2 separate regions of the Homo sapiens genome follow, and region 1 is linked to region 2. A link is a loop called in an ENCODE intact Hi-C map of the cell type or tissue named here. Cell type or tissue: PC-9. All regions are shown on one strand. Links, peaks and the distances in the headings refer to the core of each region. The heading gives the core; the rest is flanking DNA. Region 1 overlaps MEIOC (meiosis specific with coiled-coil domain). Region 2 overlaps GPATCH8 (G-patch domain containing 8).

Evidence for each region. Peaks named below come from ENCODE experiments on the same cell type or tissue, not always from the same donor. Only the 100,000 strongest peaks of a DNase experiment are listed, where the experiment ranks them.
Region 1: a loop joins it to region 2, with 3 times the contacts of the local background. A loop is called at or near these places in 1 of 110 quality-filtered maps.

Annotation. Positions count from the first base shown.
Region 1 is chr17:44,669,861-44,675,247 of GRCh38, reverse strand. It overlaps MEIOC (meiosis specific with coiled-coil domain), which reads right to left. Exons shown (of 8, transcript NM_001145080.3): 7 at 1,702-1,882; 8 at 1-1,272. The coding sequence ends at 1,052. Among named protein-coding and RNA genes, the nearest start is that of MEIOC, 16 kb to the right of the region's middle. In PC-9, for the core only: CTCF peaks have their summits at 2,401 and 2,603; no DNase peak of the experiment used is centred there.
Region 2 is chr17:44,414,974-44,420,360 of GRCh38, reverse strand. The region is part of intron 6 of GPATCH8 (G-patch domain containing 8); the gene reads left to right. Among named protein-coding and RNA genes, the nearest start is that of ITGA2B, 28 kb to the right of the region's middle. In PC-9, for the core only: no CTCF peak of the experiment used is centred there; a DNase peak (open chromatin) is centred at 2,620; H3K27ac peaks cover 1,779 bases.

The DNA.
Region 1 (5,387 bases), core at 299-5,298, 250 kb before region 2:
TGAACACAACTACGCAAAATATAGGCTAACCAATTGCAAGCTAAACTAGTTAGAGATTAACCTTTAAAAAATACATTTTAGAACTTAGAAGCAAACTAATGAACACAACTACACAAAATATACACTAACCAATTGCAAGCTAAACTAGTTAGAGATTAACCTTTAAAAAAATACATTTTAGAACTTCGTGACACCCTCATAAAAGGCAGCAAACTAAGGGTATTAAAACAGTAGTCATTATTTCAGTTACTGTGCATCAAGTCTAAAAGATCCAGATAAAGGGAATGTTTTGTGATTCAATTTAAATAACTTTAAAATTGGAAACATTTAACAATTGATAATATAATTAAAATTTAAAGAATATACACAAATGATCTGAATAGGTTTTATATTCAGTAACTTGCATGGTTTTTACACTGACACTTTTATCATTAATTTAGGAGAATCAGATGCATTTCCCTCCATATACCTAGGCATTAAGATTCCAAATTTATAAATATGGTAGTATAGTATTTTAAATATTAAGTTTGTACATGAATATTGGGTTTATCCGTATTTTCCTTTGTTTCCCAGGTATTATCCAGTTTTGTAAGGAAAACACTTTGATATCACAATCAAAACTTGTCTTGGTTACTAGGCTGTAGCCGTAATTGGGTTACAGTCACTTAGATTCATTATTTGGAATTATACTTAACTAAGACAAACCTAAATGAAATTTATCTCCTAGAAGAATTTCACATTTGCATTTACCTGCATGGCAGAATGAGTTTAAGCACATTTTAGCTGTTAGGAAATATTTAATTTACTTAAACTTGTTATCTGACTACTCAGAACTCTGAGTAGTCAACTGTACCTTTGCGTTTACTTAAAACTATATCGGATTCACTTCAAATAGAAGATTTTTAAATAGAAGTTAGACTTCATTAAGGTACTGGTATTAACTTTAAATCTGAAAGAAAACATACTGAAAGTTTGACAAGTTCATTAAAACATTTTTAGCATGTCTTGGTATATTTATCAGCTTTTTATTCTTCTTTCTGCTGGCATTTCCTTAATGTTTGTTTGTTTCACCTCTCTGGTTCATTGGATTGCTACTATTTATGCTTTCATGGACTTTATCTTCACAGTTTACTGTATCTTGTAAAGGCTTTACCACATCAGCTGTACTGGCTGTTTTTGGCAAGGTCATCTGCAGTGCACACCACAGGGCAGTGCGTGTTTTCCGAGTAGCCACACACATCTCTTTAATTGCAGAAGCAAGGGCAAAAACATCTGTAAAATAAACATTCAGGGTCATTTCATATTAAATGCCATTTAAATATCTGTTAAATCTTACAAAACCCAGTGCTTTTGCTACTAAATGATCAAATGTTATTTTTGTAAAAAAAGGATAGTTATTGATTGAACCAAAGTCCTGTCCTTTATCATTAAAATATTTAAAAGTATTGATACTTTATTTCTGACTTGTACAATAGTGACTATAGTTTGAGTAGAACACAGACTGTCTTGAAACAGTTATAACAGACAAAATTAATAAAATGGAAATACTTTTGGAGTAAATAATGTGGAGATTATTTACCAATTTATTCTGTAGGTAAGTGTTAATTTTAGAAATCTAATCTTTCAACCTCAGAATCTGATTTTATCAATACCTAAATTATCACACTGACTTATCACAAGAATATGCATTAATATTTGTACCTCTGTCATCTTGGCATCTAGGAACTCCTTGCCTTTGCCGATTGGAAGCATTAACAATTTCATCCTTTCTACGTGACTGTACAATGTGAATAGACTCCAAGTGTCTATCAAGAGCAGTAGAGATACTGGCATGAAGAAGAGAACTCCGAAGACGTTCCATTTTGCCTAGTAAAGTCACAACCTGAGGGAAGCATTTTAAATTTTGATAAGACATGTCCTGCCATTAACTTAAGTAAAAACAAATCTTCAGTGAAGCAGAATAGAGATGACAGCAATAATATTCATTCAATAAATCAAAGAATGCTTACTGTGTCCTGACACCATGCTGGGGGAAACAAAAATGGAAAGTGTTTTCTATCTACTTGTCTATGTTAATTCTAAAAATATGTGGTAGTTGATTACTGAAAATAAGCATCAATGAAAATGTTAAATATTCAAACATTACCATGTCATTAACTGCAAATACAAGATCTGATACTGTTTTTGACAAATAAGAGACCAGCCTGCAAACAGCATTGTTAGGAAGTATTGTAATCTAATGGAAAAAGTTTTGAGCTAAAAAGAGAAGTACTTGACTGATTAATCCTGACCTCAACAAGTCTTTAATTTTTCTGGGCCTCCAATGTTCCCTTTTTGGAAATCAGAAATATTCAGATAGTAATACTGACTAGTGATAGCTTTAAGGAATCCATAATACAGAAAATACTGATTTAAATTTACATTAAAACAATACAAAATGACTCCTGTAACTGTCAAAACTGCTAAAGAAAATTAGGATGCTTCTCAATCCTCTGGATGATGAAACTTAAAAAAGGGCACTGATATATTAGGTCAGTAGGGGGAGTATGTTTCATATGCCTAACTTGTTTCAAATTCTAAACTTGGAAAGTATATGGAAAGAGAACTTTTTGAATAATTGCAATTTGAAGATCAAGTAAATACAGTAATTGTCTTTGGGAATTAAATGATTTAACAATTGATAGCAGAACTTGGTGTTCACTGATTGGAGAATATAGGGGGAAAAAGCTTCTCAAGAAACCAATGGCACTGGAATTAATGTTTCTCTAACCTCAAACTCGTATTAAGTTTCTTCATAATAAGTCTATTCCGTATGTTAAATATTTTCCTCTCAACTGTGTATCAGCCAGATCCTTCAGGGGAAAACAAAACACACACAAAAAAACCTCCAGGGAACTACTAATTATTTTTAAATAAGACAATAATTTTGAGCAAATGATAAAGAGTAAAGAAATGTGCAAATTGGGGCTGGGCACTGTAGCTCACACCTGTAATCCCAGCACTTTGGGGAGGCCGAGGCGGGCGGATCATTTGAGATCAGGAGTTCGAGACCAGCCTGACCAACATGGTGAAACCCTGTCTCTACTAAAAATACAAAAAATTAGTCGGGTGTGGTGGTACACACCTGTAATCTCAGCTATTCAGGAGGCTGAGGCAGGAAAATCGCTTGAACCCGCGAGGCAGAGGTTGCAGTGAGCCAAGATCTTGTCAGAGTGAGACTCCATCTCAAAAAAAGAGAAAAGTCTGCACAGGTGATTTTTAAATAAAGTTTAAAAAATATTTTTTTTTCAAAATTCTACAAAGCTAGCAAACTAGAAAATAGTAATTTTTTTTTTTTCTTTTGAGACGGAGTCTTGCTCTGTCGCCCAGGCTGGAGTGCAGTGGCGCGATCTCGGCTCACTGCAAGCTCCGTCTGCCAGGTTCACACCATTCTCCTGCCTCAGCCTCCCGAGTAGCTGGGACTACAGGCGCCTGCCACCATGCTCGGCTAATTTTTTATATTTTTAGTAGAGACCGGGTTTCACCGTGTTAGCCAGGATGGTCTTGATCTCCTGACCTTGTGATCCGCCCACCTTGGCCTCCCAAAGTGCTGGGATTACAGGCATGAACCACCACGCCCGGCGAAAATGTAATTTTAAAATCCTCTGTTAATGAAATAATGTTGCTAAGTATAGATAAAATGAATTTTTTTTTTTTTTTTGAGACAGGGTCCCACTCTGTCCCAGGCTGGCATGCAGTGGTATCATCTCAGCTCACTGCAACCTCTGCCTCCCAGGCTCAAGTGATCCTCCCACCTAAGCCTTCCGAGTAGCTGGGACTATAGGCACATGCCACCATGCCCAGCTAATTTTTGTAAAGAAAATAAAATTATTATAACAGGCATAAACATATCCTTCTAAATTAATGTGAAGCATAAGCAAAGCTGGGAAAAGTATATCACTATCCACAGTATGTCATCCTTCATTTCCTAGAAATGTATTACTGAGATAAAGAAATTTTAATTTGGAAGTTTTTTTTTTTTTTAAATAATAAAAGATTGAAGTTTTTATTAACATCTGGCTGTACCTCATATGTTAGGCTCTGAATGTACCATGGATAAATTCCATTGTACAGATTTACAAATTTGACCCATGTTGATTTTTCTAATTCCTAAAATGGTTTTATTCAATAAAAGAGGTAATCCGTTTTGCTGCATTTTTTTTTCCCAGGAAGAATCTTTATCAAATTTTATTTGGAAAACTAAGTTTTTAAGAGAGGAAGGTCAAAAAAGGAAAAGTTTACCTACCCTAAGTTGCTTAGAAAATTCTGAAATTATAAAGAATAGGAATAATCATTAAATTACAAAATGACTTAACGAGGATTCTTTACAACATTTGACTTGAAGTCATATCCTACTTCGCCAAAACAAAAGTATTTTGTTGACTGGTGGTGGCTCACACCCAGCACTTTGGTAGGCTGAGGCAGGTGGATTGCTTGAGCTCAGGAGTTTGAGACCAACCTGTGCAACATGGCGAAACCCTGTCTCTATAAAAAATACAAAAATTAGATATGTGTGGTAGCGTGCATCTGTAGTCCCAGCTATTTGGGGGCTTAGGCAGGAGGATCTCTTGAACCCAGAAGGTCAAGGCTACAGTGAGCATAGATCATGCCACTGCACTCTAGCCTGGGTGACAAAGTGAGACCCGCCTCAAAAAAAAAAAAAAAAAAAAGGAAAGATAGTAATTCCCTATTAAGTTACCATCTTATGTAAGCACAGCTTGCTCATCAAGCTGGAAAACAAATGTGACAAAGAAATGAGACTTTCTCCATAAATAATACTCAAAATGATTTTTGCTTTTTAAAAAATTCTTTCAGTTGAGGATTAGCTCCACTGCCAATTTGAGCTTCAAGAGGAACCATTTAAATTACGAAAATTACTTTTAAAATGATTGAGTGGGACTATTTTCCCGTTCCTTTTTCTTTTTTTTTCTTTTTTTTTTTTTTTTGAGACAAGATCTTGCTCTGTTCCCCAGGTTGGAATGCAATGGTGTGGTTATGGCTCACTGTAGCCCTGACATCCCAGGCTCAAGCTATCTTCCCACCTCAGCCTCCTGAGTAGCATAAGCATGTGACACCATGTCCAGCTAATTTTTAATTTTTAGTAGAGACAGGATCTCCCTATGTTGCCCAGGATGGTCTCAAACTCCTGGGCTCAAGTGATTCTCCCACCTCCACTTCCCAAAGTGCTGGTATTACAGGTGTGAGCCACTGCACCCAGCCCCTTTCCTAAATATTATAGTTCTAGGACCAAACATGAAAAAAATATATTTCAGAGAGTTAGATGTAAATGTGATTTAAAAACCCTTCAAAGCTCTAAAACTTGATGAGAGTTTTATTTATTTATTTAT
Region 2 (5,387 bases), core at 337-5,336:
ATGATATTGTGGTGTCATTTGACCTTAGTACAAACAAATTATTGTCATTTTAAGTCCCAAGTTATGTTGTAAACATTTATAAAGTGCTCATCTAGGTGATCCAGAATATTCACTTATTACTCTTCTTTAGAGTACCATCAAAATAAAAATACAAAATTAAGGGTTACCCATGGAGAACTCATGGACTGCCTGTTCACTAATACAGAATATATATCTGTGATCCCTGGTCTAGGAAAAATCTTTAGCTGGTATGATGAATGAATGCATGTGAGTTTATTTCTTCATCTTAAAAGCTCATCTTACGCATTAAAAAAAAAAAAAACCATGTAGTACAAGTTTGGTTTTGGTTTTGGTTTTTGGTGAAATGTTCTTCATTTGCTTGAAAGGTAGGCTTTTTCACCTTTCTTCATACTGCTGTTCTAATGCAAACAGTAGGATCTCAAAACAGAATGTTATAAATATATAAACAAAAGAAGCACAGCACTAAATTTTTCATAGTTCGTCTCTTCCCTGAACTTGGAATGTCTGAGGAACCCACTGGGTGCAGTGGCTCATGCCTATAATCCCAGCTACTGAGGAGGCTGAGGCAGGAAGATCTGTTGAGGCCAGGAGTTCAAGGCTGCAGTGAGCTATGCTCGTGCCACTGCACCTCAGCCTGGGTGACAGAGCAAGACTCTGTCTCTCTAAAAAAAAAAAAAAAATTACCCTGATGTGGTGACACGCACATGTAGTGTAAGTCCGAGCTACTTGTGAGGCTAAGCCAGGAGGATCGCTTGAGCCCAGGAGTTTGAGGTTGCAATAAGCTGTGATCATGCCACTATACCCTAGCCTGGGTGACAGAGCAAGACCCTGTCTCGGACAACAAAAAAAAATAATTTCTAAGGAATCTTTAATTGACCTTGGTACAACACAGCCACATAACCCCTAACAGGAGGAAGGACATATTTTTCATTCCTCTTTGATGGACATGAACTTAACATACAAATGGACCTACCATTTTTCCAAATTCATGCTCTAAAATCATAAAGACACCCTGTCTTGTCTTCCAGGAAGGCACACAGGATTATTATGAATCTGAGATAATAGGTAAGTACTTTCAACCCTGTATTAGCAATCCCTAGTTTGCATCTTCTATCAGATTTTCACCATTAATATTTTTCAGAGAAATAATGTATTACGTTAGTAGTAAACTATAGTAGAGGCAGGATCCTAAACATACCCTTCTCTTTAATAAGCACAAATAATCTCTCCAAAAGGAGCTATATGGTCACCCTCATTCAAGGTTTGAGTTGTTTTTTTCCTGACAGGATGCGGGGGTGTTATGTGCCTCTTTATATTCACTAGTTTTTCTCAGGTTTTCCAAGATTTTACGAAGAGTTGTTAACACAAAAATATTAAGACCCAGCTTGATCTTCAGAGATACAGAAGCTGATTAAGTATTTTGGCTCTTTTCAGTAGTTTAACCCTAGTTTTCAAGTGATCGATGTTAATACATTTTGAAATCTCTAAGAGTAGGCCTTTCCATTTCTGAAGAAATCCAATATATGATTCCTTTTTACATGAGTTAATTCTGATAACACCTGAATGCTCAATAGACATTAGCACTGACTAGCCGGGCGCGGTGGCTCACGCCTGTAATCCCAGCACTTTGGGAGGCCGAGGCTGGCGGATCACAAGGTCAGGAGATCGAGACCATCCTGGCTAACATGGTGAAAACCCCTCTCTACTAAAAATACAAAAAAGCCGGGCGTGGCAGCACGTGCCTGTAGTCCCAGCTACTGGGGAGGCTGAGGCAGGAGAATTGCCTGAATCCGGGAGGTGGAAGTTGCAGTGAGCCAAGATCATGCCACTGCACTCCAGCCTGGGCGACAGAGCAAGACTCCATCTCAAAAAAAAAAAAAAAAGACATTAGCACTGATCATCTCCTACCTTTGTTGGCTTAGTGTAAGTTACAGACAAATTTGATACTACAGATTTTTCTATCCCTACGTCCTTGCCTCCTTAATTATTTTGCATATCTTTAAAAAATTTGTCTGCTGATGGATATGACAGTAGAATCATTTTCTTTAGCATTTCAAGAGGCCTAAAATTCAAACTCCAAAGAATATTGTTTCCCAAAAGTAAATTAATTAATAGCAGCACCACCTTTATAGTCAATCCTCCTTCCCTCCCTCCCTTCCTCCCTTCCTTTCTTCCTCTTTTTCTTTTCTTCTCTCTCTCTCTTTCTCTCTTTTTGGCTGCTTCCTTTGTACCTTGTTACCTACTCAGGATTTTTCTTCCAATCTTAGCCTCTTGTTTGTGCCACTAAAGGTCCTCCTAGTACATAAACTAGAGAGGTCACAAATTATCTCATAGATATATTTTATCTGGCCTTCACATTATTAGTTTTTCCCTTTTTAATTTCAGTTGATTCCCAAATTTTAAAAATTCAATTTTACATAATTTAGGCTTTGGCTTATCTTGAAAAATTAAAATTATCAGACAACATTGGGCCTACATTTCAACATAACAGTTGACTAAAGCTGAACAGTTGCCATCTCTTTGCTCATTCTGCAACTAGCTGTGATCTCCACTTCATCTTTTCTCTTACACCAATCTGTGTGACTCATTATGTTACCTGCCAAACTCCTGTAAACATTTGAATTTGTGACTCAGGCCTATGCTTTTCCTTCCTTCCCACACAGGTTCCCGTGGCTTCTGACTGATACTGGGGAACTGGCACATTGAAAAGCTGCCTCCTTGCTAATAGTGTTGGGACCAACTTCCTTGCGATTTCAGTCTCTGGTAGTCTGATCCAGATTATCAAAATCTGGTACTGTAAAGCATCTTCAGAAATTCTTTAGGCCAAGCGTGGTGGCTCATACCTGTAATCCCAGCACTTTAGGAGACTCAGGCGGGCAGATCACTTGAGCCCAAAAGTTCGAGACCAGTCTGGGCAACATGGCAAAACCCGGTCTCTACAAAAAATGCCCCCAAAAATTAGCTGGATGTGATGGCAGTTGCCTGTGGTCCCAGCTGCTAGAGGGGCTGAGTCTATTAATACATGATTTAGTTAACTTTGTCTAAACTGTTTGCAACTGCTTTTTGACAGGATTGACCTTGTCTAAACTGTTTGCATCTGCTTTTTGACAAGATTACTTACTCTTACTTGACACTTGACGGTTTCATTACGCAGTAACATAACATTACCAAGGAACAGAAATTTAGAGTTTTCCTCAGGAGAATCATTTGAGCCCAGGAGGTGGACATTGCAGTGAGCCAAGATTGTGCCACTGCACTCAAGCCTGGGTAATATATTGAGCAAGGCCCTGTCTCAAAAAAAAAAAAATTCCTTTAACTGTAGGATTCAGTATCTCAGTCAGAGGAATATGCTTTTAGCCTCCCTCTTCTTTCTGCTAAAATACCTGTAGTATGAAAACTCCTATACTTTTTACATTTTCTAAAAGGACTAAAGTCTTATTTAATTCCAAGGTCTGTTTCAGTTGTGAACAAAAACAGTAGTTCCCTGAGCTTTAAATAGCAGAACTAAAACAGATGAAGCCTCTAGCAGCCACCAGTGACTGTATTCTGATTTGTACAGGATATAATCTGTTAATACATGATTTAATTAACTTTGTCTAAATTGTTTGCAACTGCTTTTTGACAGGATTACTTATTCTTAGTTGACTGTTTCATTACCCAATAACATGTATTACTTAAACAGCACAGTTCTCTTCAGGGATTATGCTTTAAGAAACAACACAGGTTTGAAGAAAGGAGTGCATCTCAGCACTTGAACATGTTGTAGTTTTATTTTAATAACCTATAGCAGAGAGGTGAAAATGTTGGGTTCAGTGGTATTCTATACCACTGTTCATACCATTTTCTTGGGGTCTGTTTTGCTTAATAAGAAAATTGACATCATTTGGCCAGTCTTCCAAAAATTTAGCATGTTTCATGCCTTTTCACCTGTTAAGTCTTATGTATTCATTCCCCTCTGCTTATGTTGGGAGTAAACTTATTATACCCAGCAATCACGACATAGCTAACCTTAAAAAAAAATCTGCTGAAGGCCAGGCATGGTGGCTCACGCCTGTATTCCCGGCATTTTGGGAGGCCGAGGTGGATGGATCACGTGAGGTGAGAAGTTCGAGACCAGCCTGGCCAACATGGTGAAATGAAACCCCATCTGTACTAAAAATACAAAAAAAAATTAGCTGGGCGTGGTGGCACACGCCTGTAATCCTAGCTGCTCGGAGGCTGAGGCAGGAGGATCGCTTGAACCCAGAAGACAGAGGTTGCAGTGAGCCAATATAGTACCGCTACACTCCAGCCTGGGCAACAGAGTGAGACTCCGTCTCAAAAACAACAAAACTGTTGAAAAAATCCCCTTCTGCTTAGGGGAGCTGTCTGCTTTTGTGATTAGGGGTAACCCTCAAAACAGACACTTCAGGACCTAATGTTGCCAGGGTAAACCAGGCATTCTCTTGTTATGTATTTCTAACTGTTCTTCATTTTGGCACTCAATCCCAGTTGACTAAAAATGATTCTGCCTTACTTTTGTTCTACAGTTTCAACCTTTCTGCCCCTTACACTTAATTTATCACAGTGATGCACTGTGGTAGAGATGCTGGGATTAGACTCTTTGTTCTATTGTAGTCAGAAAAGTTAAAGCAACCTAAGTAATAAGTTCTTTAGTGACAGTACTGTAAAGAGCTCTGAACTGGGTTGTTGTTGTGCCATTTGCTTTGGACCCAGGCAGCTCTTATGACTTATCCGCCTTCAGATTTTACCTATGGGGCAAATCTTTGTCCCCAGATATCTTCTTGGAGTGCTATGTAAATACAGATTGAGCATCCCAAATTCAAAAAATTAAAATCCAAAATGTTTCAAAATCTGAAAGTTTTTGAATGCCAACATGACTCTCAAAGGAAGTGTTTATTGGAGCATTTTGGGTTTTCAGATTTGGGATGCTCAAGCAGTAAATATACAATGCAAATATTCTAAAATGTAAAAAAGCCCAATATCTAAAACACTTCCAGTTCTAAGTATTTCAGATACGGGATACTCAACCTGTATACTTAAAGCTCATTATCTACAAAACCACAAAATTTATGTATACCATTTCATACCCACTGGGATGGCTAAAATAAAAATGGTACTCTAACAAAGTGTTGGAGAAGATATCAAGAAGTTAGAGCCCTCCTGCATTGCTGATGAGATAGTGAAAAGATAGTGGAAAAGTTTTTGACACTTCCTCAAAACATTAAATACAAAGTTACCATATTACTAGTATATACCCAAGGGAAGTGTAAACATATGTCCACACAAGAACTTGCCTAAAAATGTTTATAGCAGCATTCTTCATAATAGCCAAAAAGGGAAATAACCCACATGTCCATCAACTG